2 separate regions of the Homo sapiens genome follow, and region 1 is linked to region 2. The links are chromatin loops, found by intact Hi-C in ENCODE. Cell type or tissue: GM12878. All regions are shown on one strand. Each heading gives the region's core, and the rest is flanking DNA. Links, peaks and the distances in the headings are about the cores only. Region 1 overlaps ENTHD1 (ENTH domain containing 1). Region 2 holds the start of ENTHD1 (ENTH domain containing 1).

Evidence for each region. Peaks named below come from ENCODE experiments on the same cell type or tissue, not always from the same donor. Only the 100,000 strongest peaks of a DNase experiment are listed, where the experiment ranks them.
Region 1: it touches region 2 in a loop (3-fold over the local background); 2 of 110 quality-filtered maps call a loop at or near these places.

The regions. Positions count from the first base shown.
Region 1 is chr22:39,818,543-39,831,104 of GRCh38, reverse strand. It overlaps ENTHD1 (ENTH domain containing 1), which reads left to right. Exons shown (of 7, transcript NM_152512.4): 5 at 9,992-10,112. Among named protein-coding and RNA genes, the nearest start is that of ENTHD1, 69 kb to the left of the region's middle. In GM12878, for the core only: no CTCF peak of the experiment used is centred there; a DNase peak (open chromatin) is centred at 5,234; H3K27ac peaks cover 842 bases.
Region 2 is chr22:39,893,563-39,906,124 of GRCh38, reverse strand. ENTHD1 (ENTH domain containing 1) reads left to right here and starts at 12,365. Exons shown (of 7, transcript NM_152512.4): 1 at 12,365-12,430. GRAP2 (GRB2 related adaptor protein 2) reads right to left here and starts at 5,041. Exons shown (of 8, transcript NM_004810.4): 1 at 4,795-5,041. In GM12878, for the core only: no CTCF peak of the experiment used is centred there; a DNase peak (open chromatin) is centred at 6,894; H3K4me3 peaks cover 994 bases; H3K27ac peaks cover 1,668 bases.

The DNA.
Region 1 (12,562 bases), core at 3,940-6,439, 73 kb after region 2:
ATCCATATTCAGCACTCCTATCTTGAATTGACACTGTAGCCTTCAGCAGTTGAGCTCCTGATTTTCTCTGACATTTTCTGTACCCAGAGCCCCAAAGGTCCACAGCTTCAGCCTCTCCTTACCATTATTTGTTTCTGTTCCATGAAGATGTTAATCTTGGTTTTGAGCATGACTGTATCTTTTTAATTTTCACATTTGCATTTTCTCTCTCATTGCTCTATATTTGGAGAAGGGAGACATCCCCAAAGTATGAACATACAGAACCATCTTGGCTAGAAATCCGTTTCACTCATGACTGTGAAATTATCTCATTAATTCGTTTTTCTGTTTGTTGTCTGTTTCTCCCACTAGAAGGAAATCTTCTTGAGTAGAGACCTGTTTAGTCTTTATTCATTGCTGAATCTTCAATTGACAAATTTTTGTCAACTGAAGAAATGAATGAATAATAGACAGTAAATGAACGTTAGCTTCTCTTTTTTTCCTGTGAAAGATGCTTGTTTAGTCTTGTGCTCAGAGTGCTTTTCTTAGTGTTCCCTGCTGGAATTCCTATAAGGAAGGTTGGAATTATTATTATTATTTTTTACTTTCTGTTCCTGATGCCTTTCCCCAACCCAATTAGGTATCGGATTCAATTGTTTTTCTAACAGCTTAGAAAGGTACATAAAATTAAAATTTCGCTGTTCTTTAATTTCGTAATAGCTCACTGACTGAAAAGACAGATTATTTTAGGGGCCGGGCACAGTGGCTCGCACCTGTAATTCCAGCATTTTGGGAGGCCGAGGTGGACGGATCACTTGAGGTCAGGAGTTCAAGACCAGCCTGGCCAACATGGTGAAACCCCATCTCTACTAAAAATACGAAAATTACCGGGCGTGGTGGTGTGTACCTGTAATCCCAGCTACTTGGGAGGCTGAGGCAGGAGAATTGTTTGAACCTGGGAGGCAGAGGTTGCAGTGAGCTAAGATTACACCACTGCACTCCAGCCTGGGTGACAGAGTGAGACTCCATCTCAGGTGTGTGTTTGTGTGTACACACATAGATTGTTTTAAAAGATAAGACAACAGGGCATAGTGATGTGTGTCTGTAGTTCCAGCTACTTGGGAGCCTAAGGCAGGAGGATCACTTGAGCCCAAGGAGTTTGTAACTGTAGATAGTATGCTATGATTACACCTGTGAATAGCCACTGCATTCCAACCTAGGCAACGTAGTGAGACCCCCATCTGTAAAATAAATAAATAAATAAAATTTAAAGATAAGACATTAAGTCAAAAATTATTTTATTTATTTATTTATTTATTTATTTATTTATTTATTGAGACAGAGTCTCTCTATGCCACCCAGGCTGAAGTGCACTGGCATGATCTCGGCTCACTTCAGCCTCTGCCTCCCATGTTCAAGTGATTGTCCTGCCTCAGCCCTCCAAGTAGCTGGTACTATAGGCGCCTGCCACCATGCCCGGCTAATTTTTGTATTTTTAGTAGAGACAGGGTTTCACCAGGCTGATCTTGGCCAGGCTGATCTTGAACCCCTGACCTCAGGCAATCCACCCGCCTTGGCCTACCAAAGTGCTGAGATAACAGGCGTGAGCTACCGTGCCCAGCCAAAATGATTTTAAAATTTGAGATCAGCCTATTTTCTGCTGATGGCTTTTGAGGTAGAAAATAGACTTGAATAATCCTATGTGCTTTGGAATGAAAGAAATAGTCACCTATTTTTTTTTTTTTTGTATCTGTCTTTAAATCCTGATTACTATTGTTTTTTTCTTACTTCAGAGAAACTCAGTGTTATTGATCTACATTACATCTTATTTCAGTGAGAAAAAATGTTGCATTTCTCTCAAAAGAAGTTTAGAAGTTGGATTTTCCTTTTTCAAAGCATCACTGTATTATAACAATATCCCATTATCCTCTTGACAAGCATCTTTTCTTATTACTATTAGGAGCATTTGTTACATTCCAATATGTCCTCTTCAGTAGTCTGCTCTTGTAGCAGAAGACAAAACCTAGTAAGTTGAACAGTAAATCTAATTGTTGTTGTCAAATGTACTACATCTACAGAATGAGAAATAAATGATTGCTTAGGCAGAATGAGGGGCGCTTAAAATATCTCTTAAAAATGTAAGTAGAAACCTCTTTAACTATTCTCATTTTATAAATGAAAGAAAAATTATCTTAAATGCAGTAAACAAAATTCATAACAGAATAGAGCTTTTAAAAGCAGAACAGGGCTTGCCTAAATGTTACTTTTGAAACTAAGGAAAGACTTTAAATTTATGACTGACATGATCTGTTTTCTCTATATATACTGCCCAGGATTTTTATTATTAGATTTGCTAATGAATAAGGCTATTTGCAGCTTTTCATCACCTCAAAAGACCTTACTCTTTTCCTGTTTGAGGAGATTCAACAATGAGGTTGTGATGTTTTTGGTCTCAGTTGTTTCCATAGAAACAGATAGAGATACTATGAATTGGTTCACACAAAATTAAAGCTGACCGAAACCTTCAGTCTAGTTGTGATTTACTAAATTGATAGTGATACACGATAAATATTTGTTTCCTACTGCCTTCATTTGTTATTTTGCTAAATGAAGAGTATACATTTTTATCTTTTGGTTTATTGGGATGCCATTTATTATATTTCCTAAAATTTGATCTCACCAAAGTTGTTAGAGAAATGGAAATTCTACTTATTCTAATTATGTTAATTCATTTTTCTTGTATCTTTTTGCTACATCATTGTTTTATGCTTAAAAGGTTTTTTTTATTTTCATGCTTGTACTCTTGTTACTTCTTTTTAAATTAGAAAGCACTTATTGAAAAGTGTTCAGACAACATCACAGGGTAAAGAGTACAGAGCAGGGTGGCTCCTTACTCCTCCATGCTTCTCAAGTTCCTTTCCCCAGAGGCAACTCCAGCAGTTTCCAGTGATTTTGGGGGGAAATTTTTGTGTCTACACATTTCTTTTACCTGACTGGTCTCATTCAATATGTATTGCTCTGCAACACACTTTGAACTGAACAATATATCATGGACATCTTTCTGTATAATAAATGTAATCATTCAATGTATATTTCAAGATATGCTTTTTTAGTAAACTACATCTTATAGACATTTTTCTATATCAGTACATATTGCTGTGCTGTATTCTTTATCTATATACGTATACACATACATATATATATATAATCTTAGCCATTTCCTATTGGTAATCACTTGGCTCTTTCATGTTTTTGCCTGTTAAAGCAAAGTTGCAATAATAATCCTTGTACATATATTTTTATTATGCTGTCTCAGAAGGGGAATTGCCAAAAGGTTATGCTTATTTTTAATTTTGAAAAATGCTGCCAAATTATCCTCCTAAAAGTTGTACCAGTTTATTGGTACACAGTACTGGTATACAGTTTATATAGTCTATCATCTTGATTCCCCTCATCTTTGCAAATACTGTTATCAAAAGTTTTCATTTTTGTCAATCTGAGAGGAAGAAAATTTTTATTTTAATTTTTTACTGTAACTTTTTATGTGTTTATTGGGCATGTTTGTTTCTTTTTACTGTTAACTCTATTCATGTCCTTTGCTTATTTTCCTTTTTGGTTTCTCATCTTTGTCTTAGCAATTCCTAAGAGCAATTTGTGTATTAGAGAATTAGCCCACTTCCTGGTTCTTTATCTATTTTCCATTTGATTTAAAATTTTTATTTATGACTTTTTTTGCTTTATAGAAATCTTTATAAAATGTTTATAAAATCTTTATTAAATGTTTAAAAAATCTTTACAAAATGTTACCCTGGGCTGACCATACTGGTTCATGCCTGTAATCCCAGCTCTTTGAGAGGCTGAGGCGGGTGGATCACGAGGTCAGAAGATCGAGACCATCCTGGCTAATACGGTGAAACCCCGTCTCTATTAAAAATACAAAAAATTAGCCAGGCGTGGTGGCAGGCGCCTGTAGTCCCAGCTACTTGGGAGGCTGAGGCAGGAGAATGGCGTGAACCTGGGAGCCAGAGCTTGCAGTGAGCCGAGATCGCGCCACTGCACTCCAGCCTGGGTGACAGAGAGAGACTCTGTCTCAAAAAAAAAAAAAAAAAAATTAGTTGGGCATGGTGGCATGCGCTTATAGTCCCAGCCGCCAGGGAGGCTGAAGTGGCAGGACAGCTTGAGCCAAGATTATACCACTGCATTCCAGTCTGGGCAACAGAGCACGACTCTCCCTCAAAATTTAAAAAAAGTCACTCTGATCTTTTTTTTTTTTTTTAACAGACTATTTTTTAGAGCCATCTTAGGTTCACAGCAAAATTGAGTGGAAGCTACGGAGATTTCTCCTTATGTCCTCTACCCCTCCTACAAGTATACCCTTCCCACCCCTACCAACATCCTACATCAGAGTGTCAAATTTTTACAATCAATCAATCTACATTAACATATTGTAATCACCCAAAGTCCAGTTTACATTAAGGTTCACTCAATATTAGCAATATGTGAAATACAGCTAAAGCGGTGGTGAGCGGGAACTTTTCAGCACTTACATTTATAATGTAAACATTTTTTTAAACGCTTACAGTAGAAAAGAGGAAAGGTTTGAAATCAATAATCTAAGTTCTTTCCTCAGGAAACTCAGAAAAGTGAAATAAATGCACAAGGAATAGAAGAAAGGAAATCATAAAGAACAAATTAATGAAATTGAAAACAGGAAAACAACAGAGAAAAAGGAATGATACAAAAAGCCAGTTCTTTGAAAAAAAAGATAAATAAGTAAAAATAATTAAAAAATTTAAAAAACAATAAAAGTTGATAAACCTCTAACAAGACTGGCAAAGACAAAGAGAGAAGACACAAATCACCAGTATCAGGATGAGACAAGAGATAACCACTACAATTGCTTCAGCTCTAAAAGGATAGTAAGGGATTACTATCAACAACTTTATACTTACGGGCCAGGCATGCTCATAATCCCAGCACTTTGGGAGGCCGAGGCAGGCGGATCACTTGAGGCCAGGAGTTTGAGACCAGCCTGGCCAACATGGTGAAACCATGTGTCTATAAAAAATGCAAAATACAAAAATTAGCCAGGCGTGGTGGTGTGCGCCTATAGTCCCAGCTACTCAAGAGGCTGAGGCATGAGAATCACTCGAACCTGGGAGGCAGAGCTTGCAGTGGGCCCAAGTCATGCCACTGCACTCCAGCCTGGGCTACAGAGTGAGTGAGACTCTGTCTCAAAAACAAAACCAAGAACATCTATTTGGTTTGTTTGGTTAGTGGGAGGGAGGAATGAATAAAGCACAGAGGATTTTTAGGGTAGTGAAACTACTATGTCTGATATAAACCAAACAAACCAAATAGATAATCAAAATAGGCAGGCAGAGTGAGACTCTCTCAAAAAGAAAACAAAAAAAAAAACCACAAAAACTTTATAACTTTGACAAATCAAAAGAAATAGAATACTTTCTCAGAAAATGTAAACTACCCAAACTCAATAGTTCTACAATCATTTTAAAAATGAGAGTCTTGATTGCACCACTGTACTCCAGCCTGGGTGACAGAGTGAGACCCTGTCTCAAAAAATAAAAAAATAAAGAAGAATTAACAGCAGTTTTACACAATGTCTTCCAGAAAATGGAACAGGAGGGAAGACTTCCCAATTCATTTTATGAGGCAAGTATTACCCTGATCCCAAGTTTAAACAAAGAAGGTACAGAAAAAGAAAACTACAGACTAATATCTCTCATGAAACTAGATGCAAAAATTCTCAACAAAATATTAGCCAGTTGAATCCAGCAATATATAAAAGCATACAGAAATCAACTGAATGTCTACATACTAACAATGAACATGTGGAAACTTAAATTAAGACAATACCATTTGAAATACTTAGGTATAAATTTAAATACTTAGGCATTAAAATACTGAAGTATAAATTAAAATACTTATGTATAAATCCAAATTGAAATACTTAGGTATAAATTTAACAAAACATGTACAGAGTCCATATGTTGAGAATTATAAAATACTGATGAAGGAAATTAAAGAGGACCCAAATAGAGACCTATCATGTTACATGGATTGGAAGACTCAACATAGTAAAGGTCATAGTACAGATGACCCTAATTATTCTATAGGTTTAATGTAATTCCTATTAAAATCCCAGAAAGGTTTTCTATAGGGGTAGATAATAACCTTGTTCTAAAATTGATATGGAAAGGCACAGGCCCTAGAATAGCTAAAACAATTTTGAAAAGGAAGAACAAAATGGGAGTAATCCTTCTGCCTGATATTAATGCCTGTGTATAGCTACAGTAATCAAGAGAGTGCGGTATTGGTGGAGAGACAAACACTTGGATCGGTGGAACAGAATAGAGAACCCAGAAATAGACACACACAAACATGGCCAACTGATTTTTGACAAAGGTGCAAAGGAAATTCAATGTAGGAGGATTAGCCTTTTCAAAAAATAGTGCTACAGCATTGGACATTCAGACAACCATGAATCTCAACCTAAACCTTGTATAGAAATTCACTCCAAGTTAATCACAGACTTAAATGTAAACTATAAAACTTTTAGAAAATACAGGAGAAAAATCTTTGAGATTTAGAACTGGGGCCGGGTGCGGTGGCTCACCCCTGTAATCCCCGCACTTTGGGAGGCTGAGACGGGCGGATCACTAGGTCAGGAGTTTGAGACCAGCCTGGCCAACACGGTAAAACCCCGTCTCTACTAAAGATACAAAAAATTACCTGGTCGTGGTGGCATGCGCCTGTAATCCCAGCTACTTGGGAGGCTGAGGCAGGAAAATCGTTTGAACCCTGGAGGCGGAGGTTGCAGTGAGCCGAGATCGTGCCGTTGCACTCCAGCCTGGGTGACAAGGCGAGACTCTGTCTCAAAAAAAAAAAAAAAAAAAAAAAAAAGAACTGGACAAAAGCATGATCCCTAAAAGGAAAAATATGATACATTAAACCTCATCAAAACTGAAAATGTTTGCTCTGCAAAAGACCCTGTTAAGAGGATGGAAAGATAATTTACAGACTGGGAAAAAATATTTGTAAACCCCGTATCTGGCAAAGGACTAATATCTGGAGCATTTAAAGAACTGTTAAAACTCACCAGTTTAAAACCAAACAGTCCAATTAGAAAATGGGCACATGTTATGAACAGTCATTTTAACAAATACAGATGGTAAGTAAGCGCACGAAAAGTTGTTCAACGTTATTAGCCTTCAGGAAAATGTAACTTAAACATGCAATGAATATTAAAATGGCTAAAATTAAAAAATAGTGACAACACTAAATGCTAGTGAGAATATGGAGAAATTAAAACACGAATATATTACTGGTAGGAATGCAAAATGGTACAGCTACTCTGGAAAACAGTTTGGTAGTTTTTAATAAATCTAAACGTGGCTACTATATGAACAGCAATTGCTCTCCTAGGAATTTATACCAGAGATATGAACATCTAGGCTGGTACAGTGGCACATGCCTGTAATCCTAGCACTTTGGAATGCCAAGTTTGGGTGGATCGTTTGAGCTCAGCAGTTTGAGACCAGCCTGGGCAACATGGCTAAACATCATTTCTAAAAAAAAAAAATTAAAAAAAATTTAGTCGGGCATGGTGATGCGTACCTGTAGTCCCAGCTACTTGGGAGGCTGAAGTGGGAGGATCACTTGAGCCTGGGAAGTTGAGGCTGCTGTGAGCCAAGATGGCGCCACTGCACTCCAGCCTGGGCGACAGACTGAGACTCTGTCTCAAAAAGAAAAAGAAAATGTATATCATACAAAAACCTGTACACAAATGTTCACAGCAGCTTTATTTGTAATAGCCAAAATCTAGAAACAATCCAGAGGTCCTTTAACAGGTTAAACTATGTTACATCTATATCAAGGGTACTACTCGCAATGAAAAGGAAGAAACTTGAAATGAAATAATTTGGATGAATCTCTAGGAATTATGCAAGGCTAAAAAAGCCAGTCCCAAAAGGTTACATACTGTATGATTCCATTTATATAGCATTCTTCAAATGTCACAACTATAGAAATGAAGGAGAGATTAGGAACAGATTAGTTCTGTTGAGGGAGTGTATGTCTATGAAAGGGCATCAGAAAGGATTCTTGTGATTGTGATAGAAATGTTCTGTATCTTGACTATTTCAATGTCAATATCCTGAGTATGATATTGTACTATAATTTTGCAAGATGTTACCTTTGGAGGAAACACAGTAAAGGTTACATAGGCTCTATTATTTCTTACATGTGGATCTAAAATGAGCTCAAAGTTGAGTTTTTAAAAGGGGCAAATCACTTTGGAAAATGGTTTGGCAGTTTCTAATGAAGTTGAAAATAGACCTGTCCTATAAGCTAGAAATGCTATACTACTACTATGTAGTATCCAGGAATAATGAATGCATTTGTCCACAAAAAGATTTATACAAGAATGTTCATAGTAGCTTTATTCATAATAGATGAACTTTGGAAATAATCCGTATGCAGGAGAATGGATAAACAATTGTGATACATTCACATCTGTTTTTTGTGCAATCTCTCCCTCCTTTCTTATAGGTAGGAAAGGAGGGAGGAACTACACAGTAAAACATGGATGAATCTCATGTACATTATGTTGAGCAATAGGAACCAGACACAAAAGTATACATAGTGTATGATTACATTCATATGAAACTCAAGAACAGACAAAATTCAATAATGGTGATATGATAGAATAGTGGTCATGATGCAGGCTGGTGGGATGGTATCAGCTGGAAAGGAGCTTGAGGAAACTTTCTGGGTGCAGGAAATGTGGTTACTATATAATTGAATACTCATATGATAAAAGTTATCGAGCTCTACATGTAAGGTCTGTGTATTTTACTGTATGTTAATTACAATGGAGAAAAATTATCCCTAGTTCACAGAAAAAAAAAAAGACATACCAGCTAAACCCACTCTATAGACTTGATTTGGATCCTTTTCAAACAAGCTGTAGAAAAACCTGTTTATGACATTTAGGAGAAGTTGGAAATATGAACAGTTTATGGTAATTGATGACATTAGGAGCTATGAAGTTTATCAGTTTGATGCAGTTATTATCAGTTAGAGATTGCTGTCGTCTGAATACTTGTTTTCCTCCCAAATTCTTAGTTGAAATCCTAACACCCAAAGTGATGGTATTAGGAGGCGGGATCTTCGGGAGGTGACTAGGTCATAAGGGCATAGCCCTCATGAATATGATTAGTGCCCTTATAAAAGAAGCCAAGAGAACTCCTTGGTCACCTTCTGCCATGAGAGGTTATAGTGAAGAAATGACTGTCTAGGAGGTGGGGCCTTGCCAGACATCAGATCTGCCAGCACCTTGACTTGCTAACCTCCCAAACTGTAAGGAATAAATTTCTGTTGTTTATAAGCCACTCAGTTGATGGTATTTTGTTATAGTGACCGGAATGGACTAAGGCAGAGATACATAATGAAATAAGGGATTATTCTAGGATTTGCTTCAAAGTGAAACAGGTTGTCACAGATCACAAATGAGGCATGGTAGGGATATAAATGAAACAAGATTAGCCATCAGTTGATTATTGTTTAACCTGCATGATTGGATTGATTATCTTTTGTGTCTACTTTTTACTTGGTGATAAAAAGTTAAAAGTTTTAAATATGAATAAAAGATATATACAGGTGACTTTATGATTGCCAGTGAGACAAGATAATTGGCCTCTGAGATAGTATGCTGTAAGGATGCTGAAGGGTGGTAGGTAAAGGTAGTGCCCTAAGCAAAATCCTTGCTATCTACCGACGGTGTCTTCAGCAAGGTCTGGGGATTCCCGAGGGCACAAAACCTCCCTACACCCAGTAGACAGCCAAGTGATAGATGTATGTTTGAGTTAATTAAATTAGAATGTGTTTATGATGATGTTAGCACATTTAGATACTTTGTAGCTCAATAAATTGTCCATCCAGGGATATTAATTTTTTTCTTCAATTCTCATGTTCTTGTGTTTTCTGTCAGGACCTGATGACATTTTTGGATGATGATCCAGAGCTGCCTTTACTAGCAACACCTCCTTCCATTGTCTCTCCAATCACTTGCTTGTCAGAAGCAGAAGAAGTTTGTAATCTTTCGGGTGCAGGTAAATTGGTTAAGGAATAGGAAGTTTACTTATCAGATTTTATTTTGTGAAGTACAGCAACCGTTGGCTTCTATTTAACTTTGTTAATGAGGGACAGAACTAGCATGGATAAATTCAACCCACAACATGGTCCTATAATCTTGTTTTACCATTTGTTTCAGTGTTTTCTCTCTTCCTGTTTTACTTTTTCCTTTTTCATTGTTTGTTTCAAAAATTGACTACAAGCTTTAACTCTTTTACAAGTAGTTTTAATAGCAGAAAATTAATTTTAGTTCCTGTTTTTTTTCATAAAGAATTTAAATTATGAACTCTTTCAAAAGCAGGCATCAAGTGAAAATGTGAAGAGCTAAGATGCACAGTAGCCACAAATTGGTTAATCATCTCTTGAGTAATTAACATTAGAGAAAGGCACAGTATAAAATTATACAAAACTAGCCTCCAATAAATTACACGATTGAGTTCCAACTGGGCTCTGCGACTACTCTGGATCCTTGAGGATCTGACTGACTCACTGTTGAGTCACTGCATCCTGTCTCTATTCTCCATGAACTCTCAATTTTCAATGCATTCTTCCTCTTGATTTTCTCAGAAAGTAGAATGGAAGATCTTCTGCCACCATGAGAACGAAACGTTCTCATTAGTATCTTTCATCACCTTATAAATCTTTGCTTTTATATTCATACAGGCATCTTTTCCCTTACCACAGAGGTGGCTTTTTATGTTTTGAGTTATATCTTCCCACTCTTCTTGGACCATGCATCTCACATTTTCTCCTTATATAGATCTATAATATCCAGTGTATAAGTGCTATAGTTTATTAGTATGGGTTTATTTTCTTGTTCAAGTTCATATTTATAGAGTTTTCTTACAAAGCCAGTTGTGAGAATGATGAGGATATTTTAATAAACACAAAAACAAGAAATTGGGGGTTATAGTGATGTTTGTATAAGGATGGCATTAGTCACATGGATAATTAGTTATAAGTGGTTATAATTTTTAGAAAGCTTGCTTTGTATTCTTAAACAGATTTAGATCCAGAAGCTTGAAAGAAGAGCATTAAGGAAAATGTTTTGTATTCTGCACCCCCTGACAGTTTTTTCTCCTAAAATTTTAAAAATAGACTTTGTTTTAGAGCAGTTTTAGGTTCACAGCAAATTTGAGCAGAAAGTAAAGAGTTCCCACGTACCCCTGTTCCACACCAGAGTGGTACATTTGTTACAATCAATGAACTTCCATTGCCATATAATCATCTGAAGTCCATGGTTTATATTGGGCTTCCCTTTTGGTGTTATATATTCTGTGGGTTTGGACAAATGTATAATGATGTGTATCCACCATTATAGTATCAGACATAGTAGTTTCACTACCCTAAAAATCCTCTGTGCTCTATTCATCCCTCCCTCCCACTAACCCCTAACAACCAGTGATCTTTTTACTGTCTCCATAGTTTTTCCTTTTCCAGAACATCATATAGTTGGAATCAGATGGTATGTATGATTTTTAGATTTTTTTTTTTTACTTGGTAATTAACACTCTGGGTTCCTCCATATCTTTTCACGGCTTGATAGCTCTTTTCTGTCTTTTTTTTTTCTTTGTTTCTTTTCTTTTTTTGTTTTTGTTTTTGTTTTGAGACAGAGTCTCGCTCTGTCACCCAGGTTGGAGTACAGTGGCGCGATCTCGGCTCACCGCACCTTCCACCTCCCGGGTTCAAGCGATTCTCCTGCCTCAGTCTCCCAAGTAGCTGGGACTACAGGCACCCGCCACCATGCCTGGCTAATTTTTGTATTTTTAGTAGAGTCGGGGTTTCACCGTGTTAGCCAGGATGGTCTTGATCTCCTGACCTTGTGATCCACCCACCTCAGCCTCCCAAAGTGCGGGGATCACAGGCATGAGCCACCATGCCTAGCCGATAGCTCTTTTCTTTTTAGTGCTGAATAGAATGTACCACAGTTTATTTATCCATTCGCCTACTGTAATGCTGAATAGAATGTACCACAGTTTATTTATCCATTCACCTACTGAAGGATATCTTGGTTGCAGTTTTGGCAGTTATGAATAAGCTGCTTTAAACATCTGTGGCAGGTTTTTGTGTGGAGAAAAGTTTTCCCTCCTAACATTTTAATACAAGTGAAATTGAGTATAAATGAGCATAAGAAGCAATCCTAAGGAGGAAAAAAGTAAAAAATGTAGCCGGAGGGGGGATCCCACCATTTTACTTGGCTTGGACCCATCTTAATCAGAGGGGCTTTTTCTATTTTTAAGTCATTCATTTCTGCAATCTTTCCTTTACAGTAGTCTCAGAGATATCTTGCTAAAATGCAGATCTTAGCATTTCACTTCCCAGCTTAAAAGCTTTCAACAGTTCTCCACTGGCAATAGGATAAGTCTAATTTTTAAAATAGTACCAGACAAGTACTTTTCATAGTCTGGTCCCAGCCAGACTATGGGCT
Region 2 (12,562 bases), core at 5,814-8,313:
AACTCCCCGCTTGTATTGTTCCTTTCAGGGATTTTTTCCCCCCATTACTTCATAGTTCTCCTACTCTTTTCTGTTCCAAGTATTTTATGTTCAAGGTTTCTTGTACAGAGCCTTAAGCTATGTAAATGTAATAAGAGTACTTATCTGGGCTTAGTGGAATGCTGTTCTTATTCAGATGAATTAAACCTTAAATGTGTTTGGGTGGCAACCTCCCGGATTTTCAATAACTTCAAGTCTGAGTGTGTGTGAGGGCTACTTCCACTCAGCTCCACTTGTATCACTCCTCACTGCATGTGCCCATCATCAGAGAGAGTGCTCAGGAACCAGACAGCCTGGGTTCAAATCCTGGCTCCACCAGGTACTAGTTAAGTGACCTTGTGCAACGTACTAGACCTCTCCGTACCTCAGTTTCCTCATTGTGAAAAAAGGGTATTATTAGCACTTTCTTCATTGCACCATTAGAAGAAGTAGACGAGTTAGTACCTACAAAGTATTAGAACAATGCTTGGCAAATAACAATAATAACAGGCACTGTTTTAGGAACCTTAAATGTATAAATCGTTTACTCTTCAGAACAATCCCACGAGATAGGCACCATTAGTAATCCCATTTTATAGCTTAAGAAACTGAAGCACAAAAAGAATAACTCGTCCCAGTTCATTCGCTTAGTAAGTGAAAGACTGGGCTCACACCGAGGCTGTCTTGGCTCCACAGCAAGCACTCAATAAACATTACCTACTATTATTATTATTACCTGAACTTATGCACTCAATAAATATTTCCAGCCACTATTGCTGCTGATAATGATGAATTTGCATGTCGAGTCCATCTTCAAAGCGTATTAAAAATATATATGAACTCCAATGAAATAATCAATTTAGGCAAAGATTATTACCTAAAGTCACCGGGTGAGAGTTTGTTGGGAAATAGGATATTGCCACCATGCCAAAGTGTTTATGAGATACACTTTGAGATACCCCCTGAGAGTACTCGCTAATTGCAAAGGGTGAAAAAGTGCCTGTACAACAAGAGATCCTCTGAGCAAGATCACTACCTCAAGCCCTGATCAAACTTGGCATCATGCACAGTGGAACAACCTGGCATTCTGTACCTCCTGATAAGATGCAATATGGAGCACCCAGTGGCACCTTGCAAAAAACGTTCAATCAAAATCAAATCATGCTTTTAGTCCTAACTTGGAGCTTATGAGAAATAAAGTGGGTAGAGGAACAAATTAACCATGAGGCAACAACGAATTCAGAAAGTGGGACCTGGTACAAGAGAACTGGCGTAATCTTTAAAAACATCCAATGTTGAAGAAAGAAGCATGAGACCCAACTGCAAAATATGTTCTTATTTTTAAAAATTAGATTCTTTTTTTAAAAAATGGTATAGAAGACATTTGGGGGACAAATGGGGAAGGTTAAATCTGCACTAGCTATCAGATGATATTAAGGACTTACTGTTTATCCTCTTAGGCCTAATGATGGAATTGTGGTTAGATAGAGGAATGCCTTTATTCTTAGATGAGTACTGAATTATTTAGGAGTGAAGTATTATTTTATCTGCAACTTACAAGTAATTCAGAAAGAAATAGGTATAGATGGAGCAAATACGGCAAAGAGTTAGCAATTGTTGAACCTAGGTAGTGAGTACTAATATTTCAACTTTTCTTTATGTTTTATGTTCAGTTATTTTCTCACTATCTTTTCTTTTCTTTTCTTTTTTCCTCTTTTTGAGACAGGATCTTGCTCTGTCGACCAGGCTGGAGTGCAGTGGCACGATCTCAGCTCGCTGAAACATCTGCCTCCCGGGTTCAAGCAATTCTCGTGCCTCAGTCTCCCAAGTAGCTGGGATTACAGGCGCCTGCCATCATGCCCGGCTAATTTTTGTATTTTGGTAGAGACAGGGTTTCAACATGTTGGCCAGGCTTGTCTCCAACTCCTGACCTCAGATGATCTGCCTGCTTTGGCCGCCCAAGTGCTGGGATTACAGGTGTGAGCCACTGTGCCCGGCTGTTCTTCACTATCTCCTTAAGGTATGTCTTAACATTTTCTTTGGAGAGTATATAAGACTTTTATCATCATGCACTTCGTGATAGTTTCTTTTAATTCTCTAAAATTTTTGTTTATAAATACATATTTAAAAAGAAAACAATCTTTAAAAATTATTTACTGAATTCCTACTGACTCAAGTTTATTGAAACTTAATGTTAACACTGTTGAAGAGGACTTGGTGCCTAGTGCCAGGCCTGGCATATAGTAATTGATCGATAAATGTTTGTAAAATGCTTATTTGTTAAACAGGACCATGCTTTCTTAAGAATTTTTAAGAGAAAAGAAAGGGCAGGCCAGGTGTAGTGGTTCACACCTGTAATCCCAACACTTTGGGAGGCTGAGGCAGGCGAATCGCTTGAGTTCAGGAGTTCAAGACCAGCCTGGGAAACATGGCAAAACCCTGTCTCTACTAAAAATACAATATTAGCCAGGTGTGGTGGTGTGTACCTGTAGTCTCAGCTACTTGAGAGGCTGAGGTGGGAGGATCACTAAACCCAGGGTAGTTGAGGCTGCAGTGAGCTGTGATTGTGCCACTGTACTCCAGCCTGAGTGACAGAGTGAGACCCTGTCTCAAAAAAAAAAAAAAAAAAAAGACTCATGAGGCTGTGTTATTATCATTATTATTATTTATTTTTGGAGATCTGCCCACCTCGGCCTCCCAAAGTGCTAGGATTATAAGCATGAGCCACCGCGCCCAGCCAAGGCTGTGCTATTTCTTTACAGACCAAGGTATGCTGGGCAAATACCTCAAATGGACAAAATGGGGACCTAGCGACCCTATTGTTTGATTCAAACAACTTATAAAGATTCTTTAACAAGTTTTGAGTTTGTTTGATAGGGGCACAAAAATGAATCATCTGCCCCCAGGATTATCCAGCAGCAACTGTTACTTATTTAAGAAATCGTGATGGAATCACACTTACTGACACATTTTCGAACAATTGCAGACTTTTCTTGACCCAGGAAAAAAGGGCAAGTTCTACTCAAGCTTAGGCATGAACCCTGTCAGTCATCAACACCAGTGGGTGTTATTATCTGGGAATCAATAAATATGTTGGAACTAGGATCATTTTCAGCTCTTCTAGGAAGCAATAGTTCTAAAAGAGATGGCTTCAGGAAATAAGTGAGAGACATTTTGTATAAGAAGTGGGAAGAAAATGATCAAGAGTCAAAGAAACAACTAATCATGATATCGCCTTGCATTTTTATAGAGCCTTTTTCCTAAGGCACTTCATATCTATGTTAACTCATTTATTCTTACAACATCCCTACGAGGTAGACAGAACAATTGAAAGGGATTTTCACCAGGGCCTAAGATGTGGGAGATATTCAAAAGGATATTGTATTAGCAACAGAGATATTTCTTCATATTGAATAGATTGATCATCTCCTTCTCCTCTGCTTCAGTAAAGTCATTTTTAAAAAGATAAAATCTATTACAATTTGGGGAGAATAAGATTTCAGTTTACCACATGGGAGACACTCCAAGTTCAATCTAAAAAAGCAGTTTTATTCAATAATATAGGGCCACCTCTCTTTTACAAAAAAACAAAAAAGGGTATGAGTCAGATTTTTTTCGTATTTGAAAATTAAATATACTTAGGTGGTCCTCTATTTACACAGTGTTCCTTATTTAATAGCAGATGGTTTTGTAAAGAGAATCACTATAAAATTATTCTATAAAGTTTTACATAAAATACTGGATTGTTAAAGGAGAGTAACTTCTGCTAAATACTCTTTCCGAAACCAAAAATAAGAAACAAAAAGGAGCCACTAAAGAACTAAACCGTTTATGACAAACATTGCTGCATAGAACAAAAGATTCTGCGACCTGAAGTTTCCCATCCTCAGATAACATAACGAGAACACACGAAATTTTTCCCATTGGATGTTTAGATCTAAAACACTTCCCACTCCTAGTTTATCTAGGGATGTGTATGTTCAATAGTGTGCAAATTATGCTGCATACACTTTATTAAGAAGGCCTAATTCCAGGTAGATAAATACGGTAAATTTTTTTTGACAGTATACCTGTCAGGGCAATACAGTACATTTTAAATTAGTGAAACCTTTGGTTGGTATGTTCAATCCTCACGTTCAGGAAGAGTTGGGACAAAGAACACAAAGCAGCTATCTTCAGACTGGACGCCTAAACCAGAGACAGTCATAGGGATGGAGCCTAACGGCTAGTACGAAGAGAGACAATACCCTTCCAAAATACACTTCAACATAAAGTTTTCTTTTCGTAAAGGAATGAAAACTGGTGTCCTTTGTACAGGTAACAAAAATGCGAACAGAACTAGAAATTCAAGCAAAGAGAGAAATCCTGACCTCAGAGTGCTAGTGTTCATTCATCACTGCTCAGCCCTCTACCACCCCCTCCAATCCCTTCCAATTTGGATTAAATTCTGACCATGGTGAAGTGGAATTTTACCTCCATGATCCCAAGGTCGAAAATCTTTCCCTGAGATGCTTCTGAAGCCAGTTTGTGGAGATTTTTGTGTTATGGACTGGGTAAGGAACAAGTGTTCTCCCAGTTCATTTGATAGAAGTCAAATCCCATCACCACAAACATTGTCACAGCAAAAGGTTTAGAGACCTTAGCTGATGGGACTTAAAAGCAATATTTAGAGAACTAGTGAGATTCATTTTAATTAACTCATACAGAACATTCTGCAAATTATAAAACTGTTCAAAGTTTCTAGAGTATATGTACAGATGTTGTATAATGACATACCTTTTGGAAGAGAAGGGGTTGAGTTTATGTCTTGGCTTTGACACCGAGTTATTAGAATCCTTTCTGGCAAGAAGGGAGACAAATTCAAGCATCAGAGTTACTGCATTTCAGAGTATGGATCCACTTTGTGCTGTCTTCCATGTACCACTCTGAAAGAGGGTGCAAGTTTACAGATCCATTAACTGTGCCTCCTCCTCCCCACCTCTTACTCCCTCCTCCAAACTAACCCTAGTCAGCCCTGCAGTCTGTAGGCAAACCACACAGGAACTAGCACATATGGGGCTTCGGAGAGTTGGGCGTGAGCCTTAGATTATGTGGTTTTGTTTTCTTGCTGCCAGAGTTGAACTAAAATGCAGGAGGTTCACTGAAACACTTTTGCTTCTTTATGCTTGGTTTCAGTTTTAACAATATCCCCCCTGAACACTTGTGTTCACATAAGAAAATTTATAGTTCTTGATATGGTCCATCAGCAAGCTGATCTTAAGGAAAACTCTTATTCTCTTAGTATAATCATGCATCCAGAGGAACATTAGGGCTTCTTGGGGGAACTTATTTAAGAGCACCCTCGATCACTCACAATGTTAAAATCCCAGGAAAGATGCTTTGTTCATACACTCAGCCTCTAATATTACTCTTGACAAAAAAAGAAGAAACATTCTGAGCTGGGATGCATTCTCACCCCAGGTTTGCCACAGTCCAGCATGAGGTGGAACCAGTTCCTTCAATTTCTGGGACTTCAATTTCTGTTGAGTCTTAGACTGAAGGCTTTCTGGGATTTAAGACTTTCCATTGACCTTGAGTTTTGTTACCTTCAACTTCCTTAGTTCTTACCTTTAAATGTACCACTCACCCTTCCCCCTATATCAACTGCAACTTGTGAAGGCCTCTTCCTTTCTCTTTGCTCTTGCTAGAAAATGGATTGCCAACGTTGCATCTTTTACAGAAAATTAGAGACATTGCTACTTGCTAAGTGGCACCATTCAGAGTTTGGGGACTGGATCCAAGATGAGGAGGGAAATGTTGGCTCACTGGGATGTTCCTAGCATTAATCCCTGGAATACCAAGAGGAGAGTGTCAAGGAGAGATTCAATTTGGGGTTCTAAAATTTAAACTTTTTCTGCAATGTGAAACGGCATCCTTTTCCATCTCTTTGCTTCTTTATATCTAAACCTTGCTTAAAATTTACTTTCTTAAAACCTTTTCCTTGGTTATAATTGCCCAACATTTTTATTGAAATAGAAAAGAAGAATCAGCAAAGTGTCAAGGTGACAGAAAATGCTCAGTAAATATTTGTCGAATGAGTTAAAGGAAGTAATTTTCTATCCATAACTCCTTTTTTTTTTTGAGACGGAGTTTCACTCTTCTTGCCCAGGCTGGAGTGCAATGGCATGATCTTGGCTCACTGCAACCTCCGTCTCCCGAGTACAAGTGATTCTCTTGCTTCAGCCTCCCAAGTAGCTGGGATTACAGGTACCTGCCACCATGCCTGGCTAATTTTTTTTGTATTTTTAGTAGAGATGGGGTTTCACCATGTCGGCCAGGCTGGTCTTGAACTCCTGAACTCAGATGATCCGCCCGCCTCAACCTCCCAAAGTGCTGGGATTACAGGCATGAGCCACCGCACCCGGCCCTGTAGCTCCTTAATAACAGGCTTTCTTTTTATTAATGCAACTTTGTCAAATTTTCTTAAATCCTGGTTATATCTGAAAAGGATCTCTGCTATTTCCACATTATAAAGATAAAATTTAAAAATAACAACATCTTGCTACTTTAAAAATAATAACGTCTCAACCTTGACCTCAGAATTATTCAGCCTTCTAAGGACCTTCTTGGATCATTACACTGAACAGCTCTATTGCCAAGTTTTTAAATGCTGAAATCCTCTGGCTACAGTCCTTATTCTTTGATAGCTCCCAAGTCGATGGTTTTGAAATGGTTAAAGGAGTCCCTAAAATTCTATGGTTGGGGAGTGGGAGCGAAGGGAAAATGTTGAATGGTGTTACATGGAAAGTATCATGGTGTTTTCAGCTTGTACCCTAATGAGGAAGCTAATTTTGCACCAGGCACTACTCCCCAGGGAGCAGAATATAATCCTTCCCCTTACAAGCATGGGACAGATTGCAGAACAGAAAAATCTCAAAGGCAAGTTATTTTGGTAGTAAGTACTGATTGACAGACATGTTATGTAGAGCATAGTGGGAGGGAAGCAAGGCCACTTGAGTGGTTTATTTCATAACAGCTCTGTAACTGAACGAGTGCAAAGGCAGATCCTAAGAATAAAGACCCTAATGTGAGAATGCCAGCATTTCAGTACTCACTATCATGAGATACTCAGAAAAATAGCAGCAAGATGAGGAGGATACAGTAACATGTGAAATATGGACTTAGCCACAGTGGAGAAGTTTCTTTTTTAAACCATACTTTGTTTAAAATTTTTTTAATCAATTCCTTTTGAGGGGTCATTTGTTTATATCTGAACTTCTGTTTTGTTTTGTTTTTTGTTTTATTTTGTTTTTTGGAGACTGAGTCTCGCTCGGTTGCCCAGGCTAGAGTACAGTGACGCAATCTTGGCTCACTGCAACCTCCACCTCCTAAGTTCAAATGATTCTCCTGCCTCAGCCTCCCGAGTAGCTGGGATTGCAGGCACCTGCCACCACACCCAGCTAATTTGTATATTTTTAGGACAGCTGAGGTTTCGCCATGTTGGTCAGGCTGGTCTCGAACTCCTGACCTCAGGTGATCTGCCCACCTTGGCCCCCCAAAGTGCTGGGATTACAGGCATGAGCCACTGCGCCTGGCCAATATCTGAACTTCTTGCCATAATTATGCTCAATTTAACTTTATGGTAAAATATGTACTTCTTATTTAATAGTGTGCATTCAGACATTCTCGTTTCATTTATTCAATAAATAAAGTTTGAACACCTACTCTGTGTTAGTCCTGTTCTAGGTGCTGGAAAACTATCAGTGAACAAAACATAATCTCTGCCCTCCTGGATCTTACATTCTGGTAAAGGGAGAAACAGAAGGTACATCAGATGGTCCTACTGTTAGGGAGAAAAATAAAATGATGCAAGAGCCACAGGGAGTGTGGCTGAGATGGGGGTTGCGATTTTACGTTGGGAAATCAAAGGACATTTGAGCAAAGTCTAGAACAAAGTGAAGAAGCCAGTACTTCCTGGATGGACATCTGGGGAAATAGCTTTTGCAGGTATAGGGACTAGCAAGTGCAAAGACTTCAGGTGGAGACATGTTTAACACTGTGAGTGAGGTGGAGAGGAGTTGGGATGGAGATCAGAGAGAGAGCAGAACATGTAGGGCCTTGTTGCCATGGCGAGGCCTTTGGATTTTACTCTGAGTGAGATGGAAGCCAATGGAAGATTTTGAACTGGGGAGTAGTATGATCTGACTTGGGTTTTAAGTTTTAAAAGGGTAGCTCTGGCTGTTGTGCTGAAATTAGATAGCAAGGGAGCAAGAACAGAAGAAGAGAGACCAGTTAGGAGCCTACTGTTGGCCAGGCATGGTTGGCTCATGCCTGTAATCCCAGCACTTTGGGAGACTGAGGCGGATGGATCACCTGAGGTCGGGAGTTTGAGACCATCCTGATCAACATGGAGAAACCCAATTTCTACTAAAAATACAAAATTAGCCAGGCATGGTGGCGCATGCCTGTAATCCCAGCTACTAGGGAGGCTGAGGCAGAAGAATCGCTTGAACCCGGGAGGCGGAGGTTGCAGTGAGCCGAGATTGCGCCATTGCACTCCAGCCTGGGCAATAAGAGCAAAACTCCATCTCAAAAAAAAAAAAAAAAAAAAAGAGGCTACTTTCATAGTCCAGACCAGAGATGGTTGTGGCTTAAAACAGGATGATGTGAGTGGTGGGAAGTGGTTGGATTTTGAATATACAGGGTGATCATAAAGTCTAGAAACATAGATAATGTTATTGTATCTTGTATTAGAATGTAGCATCAATAAATCATTTATTATCTAGACTGGGTAGCCACCTTGTATTTCAAAGGTAAGCTCATGGATATCATGAGAGCTATAAGAGACAAACACAGGAGTTAAGGTGACTCCCAGGTTCATGGCCTGAGAACCTAGAAGCAAGGATGTGTCATTTACTGAGACAGGAGAGACCGTGGGAGAGAAGGTTTGGAAGGCAAGACCAGGAGTAGAGGTCAAGGTAGTTAGATACACGAGTTTGGAGGTCAGGAGAAGCTGAAGAGAAAACCTTGAGAGTTGTCAGAATCGAAGAGTATTTACCGCTTTGCAAGTGGATAACACTACCTGTGGAGTGAATATAGATAGAGAAGACAAGAGGTTAGAGAATGGGCTCCTTCAAAGTTGAGAGGTCATAGAATTGAGAACGGATGAGTCAAGGAGATGAGAAGGAGAAATGGTGTCCGGGAAGTCAGGTGAAGCAAACTGTGTTCACTTTTATAGAACCTCAAGTTCAAAAAATTAAAGGAGAAAACCAACCAAGCTACCATAGAGCAATATTTGTATTTAGTGGATGTTACGGTATTGCAACTAAATTGTGCCCCCAAATGGAGGAAAGCAGATAAGAAGGACCCCTTACATATTGTCACTTGAACAGGGTTAATTCCACTAAGCTGGTAACACTTGACACTTTTGCCAAGCCTAACCAACTCCCTCACTGTTTATTGGGACTTCAGTCTTTAATCTTACCCTGTCTCCTACTTCCCATCTGCCTCCTCAATCACCTTCTATATGCTGACTACTCTGAAGTCTATGAACCTAGCCCCAAACCCTCTTCTTTCAGTTATCTCTATTCAACTGTCCCCTGAACATCTCCCACCTGTTGCTCAGATTCAAAATGTCCGAAGCAGAATTCCCCAGCTTTCCTGCCAAACTGACCCCTCGGATCATGTTCATCTTGGTGAACAGCAACAGTCATTTACTTGGTCACCCCAAAAAGAAACTTAGTCCCTGTAGACTCCTCCTTCTCTCTCATTGCCACATATATTCAGAGCCCGATCCCATAACTGCTACACTTTAACATTACATGTAAAAGTATATGTGTGAGGAGAGTGAACAGAGTGGAGATTCACACTATGCCCATGACCTCTGCCTTAGTTATGGCCTTCATCACTTATTGCCTGAACTATCAGAACATTCTGTTCTTCTTCCAGTTCCTCTGCTTCCAATCTACTCTTTGAGCACACACAGAGATTTTAAAAGGAGAAAATGAATGAATTTAAAAATAAAAAATTGGAATCTCTGACCTTCTCCAAACATAACAAGTCCACTTGTGACTGAGTTGCTGATAGAGCTTAAAATCAAGGACCAAAGATTGGTCCTTGGAGTAGGGGAAAGAGCTAGACACAGGAGATTTGGGTTCAAGTTTCAGGTAAACTGCTTCCTAGTTAAATATCTCTGGGCAATTACTGTAATCTATTTGTTTCTCCAAACTCAGTTTAAGCTCACCTCCTCCAGGAAGCCTTCCCTGACTATGCAAATATAGACAAGTCCCCCTTTCACTCCCGTAACATTGTTTGCCTTTATTATAGCAACTACTTACAATTGCTGATTTATTCCTGTTTCCTCTATTAGAGTATTAAACTACAACTTCCTTCTAGTCTCATAGCTCAGCATAGTGCTTGGCAAATAGCAGGTGCTCAATAATGTAGAATGTATGCATATTCCACAAACTCAGCTTTCTCACCTGTACAATGGGATAATAACGCCTACTTCTCAGCATTCCTTTGAGATTTACATAAGCTATACATATAAAAAAACTTCATAAACTATACCTCAATGTATAAAATACTTGTAGTTTGTCCCCCACTATTTTATAAAGTCAAAATACCTCAACATAGCATTCAAGGCCCTGAACAATGTTTTCCAGGTCACCTTTTCGATTTCCCTCTGGCTCCCACCCCATTACTCTATATTATAGCCAGTCAAATAATATTCCAAACTCACCAACTTCTTTCATACCTCCTATCATTTTATATTGGATTCACCTATCTACATGTCAGTATCAATAATGTGGGCTATTATTATTATAATTATGACTGAAGTAGTAGGAGATAGAAACAAATGTTGCTTTTGTCTACTAAGTGTTTTGTTATCCTCTGTCTTTTCCCCTCATCCTAGTCAATATTCCATTAAAACACAGGTTCGATTACATTTTTCAATGCCTACTGGATAAAATCACCTTGTAGTATGGATAAGGTTCTTCATGATCCAACTTCCCTCTGTTATTTAACCTTCCTCTGCTGCTCCACTAATAGCCTTTGTGACAGTTGTAGTAACTACAGTACATGTAGTTTTTCCAAGATAATAGGCTGGCTCAGCTTTCATGCCTTTACACATGATGTGTCCTTTGCCTCTTACGTCCTCCTCTACTTTGTCTATCCAGTGAACTCCCTGTCATCCTTTAAGATTCAATTCAGATGTAAACTCTTCTGTGAAACCTGCCCTTAAATACTCAGTGGCAGAATTAGATGATCTCTTCTCTCTTACTATGCCATACATATCTTGTTACAATCTTCTCTGACGGTGCCTGTCACCTCCACTAGCCTGTAAACGTATCCAGCAGAGGGCTGCTTTTTATCTCCGAGTCCTTACTGTCTGGCACAAAGTGGGTGCTCACGGAAAATCAGTTGAATACATCAACAATTACCCGTCAGTGGCACCTGAAGCCATCAGTCACTGGAGCTACCCCATCATTGTCCATCACACACACTGCTCTTCATAGACTACTATTACATTCTCAGTCCTTTGAGGTGGCAATCACGTGCTGGTGGTATTTCTAGTCAGTTGAAATGACAGTAGTAACACACTTTTAAAAATGTATTCATGTGCCATGCTGGTGCGCTGCACCCACTAACTCGTCATCTAGCATTAGGTATATCTCCCAATGCTATCCCTCCCCCCTCCCCCCACCCCACAACAGTCCCCAGAGTGTGATGTTCCCCTTCCTGTGTCCATGTGTTCTCATTGTTCAATTCCCACCTATGAGTGAGAATATGCGGTGTTTGGTTTTTTGTTCTTGCGATAGTTTACTGAGAATGATGATTTCCAATTTCATCCATGTCCTTAAAACTTAAATAATAATAAATAAAAAAAAAGAGATATTATGCTAGAAGTCTGAGTATTTTACTGATTTTCCATTTTAAGAATAAATTATCATGGCAAATTTTAAGTTACATACATTATTTTATTGTCTACTTTTTAAAAACATTATCAGCTTACCTTGGCATTTTTTTTCTTTTTTTAATGTCCGTTTTTACGTTGTGAACATTTAGTAAATTAATTTATACTCATTTTTATTTAATTAAGAAAGCAGCTAAGAATAAATGCTAGTGTCTGATTAAACTATTTCCCAGATCTCAAAAAAAAAAAAAAATTTATTCTTTGAAAGGAGGATTAGGGCAGTGTCACAGCCCGGCAGCCTGTGAAACGAAGACACTTACCTTCATTCCCCTTGGTACCCTCCAGCTCAGGTATCTGCAACCATCTTGCTTGACGCCCTGACAGGAACTGCACCAGGCCAGAAAGTGAGGAAGCGGAAGTGGGGACCGGCCTGGGCCCTTGAGCCTGGCTGGAGTAGGTGGAATATCCTGGGGAGAGGAAGTTTGGTCGTTGGGCAGCGGCCGACTTTCCTCTCAGGTAACAGCCTCTGCTTGGGAGTGGTGGTGGGGCTCAAGGCGGGTCTGGAAACATCGGTTGCCTTCCCTCCTCCCGTTTCTTGCCGGCACCGTCGGAGTCCAGGTGGGGGCGGGAGGGCGGCGAGGCCATTAC